Regions from separate parts of the Mus musculus genome. Here region 1 is linked to region 2. A link is a loop called in an ENCODE intact Hi-C map of the cell type or tissue named here. Cell type or tissue: left cerebral cortex. All regions are shown on one strand. Links, peaks and the distances in the headings refer to the core of each region. The heading gives the core; the rest is flanking DNA. Region 1 has its middle 150 kb from the start of Gm31892. Region 2 has its middle 120 kb from the start of Gm25160.

Region 1 (2,926 bases), core at 206-2,705, 1.2 Mb before region 2:
AAATTTTCAATCGGCACAGTAACTGTACATGCATTTGAGGTATAGTGTGATATTTCAATGCATGCTTATGATGCATAAGGATCATATCAGGGAAACTGACAAATCCTTACCTCAAACACCTGTTATTTAAAAATCTTAGCTAGTAATTATTAACTAGAGTTACCCTGCTGTGTTGCCACACATTAGTAGCTTCTCCAACCCCGTACCTGTTAACCATCCCTCTCCACCTCGCCCTGCCCTTTCCTCCCCAGTCTCTGTAGCCACCATCCTCTGAGATGAACTATCTCCCTTTGCGTATATCAGTATGGCAACTATTTTTCTGCACCTGTTTATTTCACTTAATGTCCTTTAGACTCATCCAGGGCATAGACAGAAAAATGACAGGATTTCGTTCTATATTTTTTCCTCAATGAAAAGCTCTCTCTTTGCATGAAAGGACTCTGCTCTGCTTTGACTAACCCCAGTTGGAAACAAGGTAGTAAGCTGATATGATTCGTTTAGATTGGGATCTACAAACGGGGCATCTTGGAGGAGACTCGGGAGTGGGTCGGAAGAGGGTGAGCACAGAGACTGCCAAACCCAATTGGCTGCTGGAGATTACCACGAAAGATCACCGGACAGCTTCCGAGGCAGCAGTGACTTTGAGGGTGGGTTGCAGAAAGTGAAACAAGGCTAGGTGGGGGCTACCGTGAAACAGAGAGTCTGGAGGAGTGTCTGGGAGTACATTTTGGGTGGTATGTATGAGTCAAGCTGGCAGCTGCCCTTCACGGTTCCATGGTGAGCTATAGAAAACCACAGGCTCAGAATAGTTTCCTGATTTCCTAAGAGCGCTATGTAATTTTCCAGAGTGCTGGGGATGACAAAGATAGATCCAAGTAACAGGCACAAATGAGGACCAGCGTGTAAGAGAATGTGGGTTCTCCTCTATAGTCCGTGAAACGCATAGACAATTTCTACACTGGGAATTGTGACTGTTCGCCCATGTGTCTATGTTTCCCGTGTGAAAGCAGGAATTGGTGTTTACCCAGCTTCCTATCCCTACAATAAGTACCAGGGAGAGTAAGTTACAAAGATAGCAAGCTTGTTTTGAGTCACTCATTTGGAGGTTTCAGGCTATGATGGGTAGGTAGGCTCCTCATTTTGGGGCAGGCAGCACTTCATGGTGGGAGCAAACATTGGGGAAACTGCCAAAAATGAGAGACAGTGAGGAACTGATTTTATTTCCATCTCGATGTTACTTTTTTTGTGTCTGAGACAGTGCTACCTTGTAGCAAGCTTGCAGTGATCCTTCTGCCTGTCTCACGTGTGCTGGATTACAAACGGGCGGGTATTCTGTCTCCAATTTGATATTAAAACATTCTGTTGAATTTATGATTATGCTAAATATATTTCTCTTGTTTAAGAAATATTCTTAGCCTTATTTATTTTCATTTCATTTTTGCATCGCATGGATGTTTGGCTCCCTTGTATGTCAGTGCACCGCATGCATGCAGTACTTATAATGGCCAGAAGAGGGCACCAGATACCGTGATATTGGCGTTACAGCCCGGTGTGAGCCTCCAAGCAGGTGTTGAGTATCAAACCAGGGCCATCTGGAGGAGCTGCAAAGCTCCTAGCTCTTGGGCCGTTTCTCCAGCTCCATTCAGTACTATTTTCCAACCCTTTGATTTTTTTGACAGTGTCTATCTCTCTGTGACATTATATTACTTGAAATAAATTTTTGTTTACTAACAAAACACAAATATGAAGTCCCATACTAGTAAATTAATCTGGATGACAAATCAGTAAACCTAGAAATTCAAGGTTCTCAGAAGAAGGTGAAATTAGAATCTCAAAGATGTGGCCTGGCAAGTCCAGGGTGGGTTTTGCAACTCCCCTCTCTACAGACAGAAGCACATAGAGAAGAAATTAATCCATTTAAAATAAAAGAGGGCTGGAGAGTTGACTCAGCACTTAAGAACATTGTTGCTTTTGACCTGGGTTCTGTTCCCAGCACCTATATCAGCTAGCATCTTACAAACTGTTTGTAATTCCAGTGGATTTGACACCCCTTTTGGCCTTCTTGGGCACCTGTATGCATATGGTACAAACCCCCAAAACCCAACAACACCTCAGAGTTATTAAATCAAATTGAGCTTAGTATTTCTTGATTTTCCTGGCTTGTGTTAACTGTCTGTGATGCTTAATATTGATTGTCAATATTAACCTATTAACAGGCTCTGGACTTGACTATGATACAAAGTCTCTGATCACACTTGTGAGAGATTATCTAGATGAGGATAGCCTTGGTACTGCTGCAGAGGAAGCATCTAGATTAAGCTCATTGTGGTAGGAAGACAAATCCTAAAGGTGGGCGGCGCCATTCCTTGGGCTTGGGTCCTGACTGCAGAGTCAATGCCTCCAGCCCCTGTGCTAGGATTTCACTGCTAGGGTGGGCTGTGCCCTTGGGCTGTGAGCCCAAGATAGCCCCTTTCTCCCTTAACTTGTTTTTGTCAGGGCATTTATTACATCGATAGGATAAGTAACGAATGCACTCTTTTTCCAAATCATTTAAATGACTAAAATCGGGTTAGTAGGCATAGCTGTGAATCAAAAGCAGCTTTTCCTGCTTCTGGAGTATGCGTGCTTCATAAAATATGGCCTCTCCCATGCCAAGACTCAGCAACAGTTCAGTTCTTTAGGAGCAGCTCTAGTGTCATGCTTACAGTAGATTGACTAAAGTATCCGTTTTTGCATAACTCCTGGAAGAGCTGAAGTGGTATGATTCTTGATTTTGCAGATATTAATCACAGCGATCCTTCATGTTGTAAGGGGTCTAGGAAGACTTTGTAATCCTAACCAGCTCATTTAATGCTTTGCTTTTTATTAAAACATTCATACTTATGTTTTTGGCTACTCAAATTATTTTATTTTGAATATGTTACTT
Region 2 (2,926 bases), core at 150-2,649:
GATTATTTGCTGAATCCCAAAACAGACGTCCCTGGGGCTTAAATGATCTTTGCTGAGATTTAAAAAAAGGGGGAAAAAAAGCAGACCTCATAGCTTATCTTTAAAAGGGAACTACTACTACTACTACTACTACTACTACTACTACTACTACTAATAATAATAATAATAATAATAATAATAATAAATAATAATAATAAAAAATATAATAGTATCCACTGCCTTATTATAAGTCAAAAGTTTCTTGGATTTTTAAAAATATGTTTTTATTGAAATAGAATTATAATACCTCTCCCCAGTTCCAGTCACCTTCCCCTAAAGGTCTCAACTGTCCCTCCCAATCTCAAGATAATGATCATTTTTCCTTTTGATTAGTATTATTACATACACACATACTTTTGTTTTATATATATACTTTCATTTTTGTTATTTGTGTGTGTATATGGTTTCAGGCAGACTAGTCTGCATTCAAACAACCAATAATGGGGCTCATCGCTAGGAGAGGTTAATTCTTCTCCCAGTAGTTATTAGTTTTTTTATAATTCAATGTCTAGTAATGGGATGCAGTAAAATGCACACTCATCCACACTAGCATGTGTATTGATATTGTTCATGTAGCCATTCCTAGGAAAAACTGTTTACTGCACACTACCTTAGATTTGGTTCTTAGAACACTTCTGTCCCTTATAGGCAATGTCTCCTGAGCCATAGATGCAGGAGCTGTGATACTGATGTATCTGTTAGAGCTTAGCTACTCCCAATGTGTGGATCTCTACATGGTGTCCAGTTATGGTTTCTATCTGATATAATGAGAGGCTTTTTTTGGCAAGGGATTGTAGTCACACTTATCCAGTAACTTTGTGTCTCACATGCAAAGAGAATTCACAGATTGTGGCTTTTGAGTTTTTCACAGATCATGAATATTTTGGGTGGTCCTGATTGAAGTAAAGTTGGCATGTAATAGAAATATTAAAATAAATATATTAAGAAAAATGAGTGAAATAGTTGGGTAAAGACAGTAAAACAGCATTAATTCTGCAATGATTTCTCATTGTCACCTTATCTATAAAAAGTAAAGCAAGAAGCAGAATCTAGTAACAACCAGGATGTATATGTCAGCAAAAAAGTTTCCTTGTGTGGTATTTTTGCTATAATTTTCTTATAATTTTTCATATAACATCTCATGCATATTATGTATTGATAAAATGTCTCAGTTTTAGCCTACACTTTATTGTTAAAGGTGTCTTGCAATATGCTATGTTTTAAAAATACTTTCTGCAAAGGAGTTGCGGTTGCCTATAGTCAGTGAGCCTATGATATGATAAAGATGAGATTTGAACTCATGAAAACCATATGAAATGCAACTCCCATCCAGATGACATATATATAATAAAACTCTAGTAAAGAATGCTAAATAAATTCTGCTCATTCCCACTCACTGATGCCTGTAGATGAAACAGATCTGAATGCCTAAGTTTACTGGGTACACGCATATGCCTTTTAAAAAGTTTAGCATTTTCAAACTTCCCAAGTGTTAACATTAATTAAACATATACTGTGAAGGAAAAGGACTTCCCTTAGATGGCATATGCTGCAGTTCGGCTATTTTTGAGTATTGTATAGAAGTTTTATAATGACTACTTTCTGGAATGTCATATTGTTTCCCAAATTGCTGGTCTGATGCCAACTGGTGTGACTTGCTGCTGTTTGTTTCCTACGCCTTAGGGAAAATGTCAGGTTCTTTCTAAATTAAGCAATTCAATTATGCAACTGCCTCCTTCAACCCCGTATCAGTTTTCTGTGCTACTATATTGAATGTCATAGGAAAACGAGAGGAGTCACTTCGTTTTAAAGTCTTGGCTAATCTTTGCACTGTTATGTACCAAGTCACTTGACCTTTCAGAGAATTGTATGCATACTCGTATACACACATATGCACATACACCTACATAGACACCTACACAGTGTTCCATGAATACATTATGTAGCAGAATTTAGGACAAATCTCCATATTCACCACCAAATTATAAAACGGAGACATTAAATCATGACATTAAATTCCTACTATGAGCCACCCACAAGTATATCGGGTAATTGAGGAAAGTGGACTTTTCTTTCAAAAAGAATGCTCCAATACTCCTGTGTATGATGTGGGGAAGTACAAGAAATGTGGCAGAACACATAACTACCAATCTTAATGTCACAACCCTTGGGACAGAAGGAAAATGACACAAGAAGAAATCAGAAGGGGACAGTCTTATAAAGTCTTGCTAGTCAAAATACACTTCTACAGAATCATGAGACTGACTTTATCTGGAAGACAAATGCAACAGAAAAGAACCCTTGACTCCAACTCTAGACTTGCAGAATTGAAACTACAGTGTCCCAAGCTTTCCAGGTAAAACAGTGCATTGGATATTTGACCAAGAGTGAAGCAAAGGCTACCCTTTTGAAGTCATTAATTGTAAACCAAAAATTCCACCCAAATTCAGATGATCATATAAGGAGGAAAACCAGGGTGTGGATACTTCAGTCCTGCATTGAGGGGGGAACAGGATGATCTTGGGAGGTGAAGGGAGGGGTGAGACCTCGAAGGGAGAGAGAAGGGAGAAGAAATAAGGGAGCAATATCAGGTAATGGAGGCGACAGGAGAGAGATACAGAAGGTCAGAGAATCTAATAAAAATATGTAGCGGTAGGGGATGAGGAACTTAGGGTAGCCACTGGAGAGTACCAGACGCCAGGGAAGCAAGGGGCTCCCAAGACCCAACCGGGTTGACTTTAACAGAAATGAGAGGCAAAGGGGAGAAAAAAACCTGTAGAGACCACCTCCGATAAATAGGCACGGCTCCTGGTGGAGGGATGGGGCTACCCACCTATCTCAAACCCAGAAATGTTCCTGTCCAAAGGAAAGAGAGTGACAAAAAGTG

Evidence for each region. A loop is a pair of places that touch in the nucleus more often than their neighbours do. Peaks named below come from ENCODE experiments on the same cell type or tissue, not always from the same donor. Only the 100,000 strongest peaks of a DNase experiment are listed, where the experiment ranks them.
Region 1: a loop joins it to region 2, with 29 times the contacts of the local background. A loop is called at or near these places in 3 of 42 quality-filtered maps.

Annotation. Positions count from the first base shown.
Region 1 is chr8:96,151,541-96,154,466 of GRCm38, forward strand. No RefSeq gene overlaps it. Among named protein-coding and RNA genes, the nearest start is that of Gm31892, 150 kb to the left of the region's middle. In left cerebral cortex, for the core only: a CTCF peak has its summit at 1,503 (motif pointing right); DNase peaks (open chromatin) are centred at 762, 1,137 and 1,483; H3K4me3 peaks cover 921 bases; H3K27ac peaks cover 1,082 bases.
Region 2 is chr8:97,344,872-97,347,797 of GRCm38, forward strand. No RefSeq gene overlaps it. Among named protein-coding and RNA genes, the nearest start is that of Gm25160, 120 kb to the left of the region's middle. In left cerebral cortex, for the core only: no CTCF peak of the experiment used is centred there; DNase peaks (open chromatin) are centred at 1,706 and 1,893.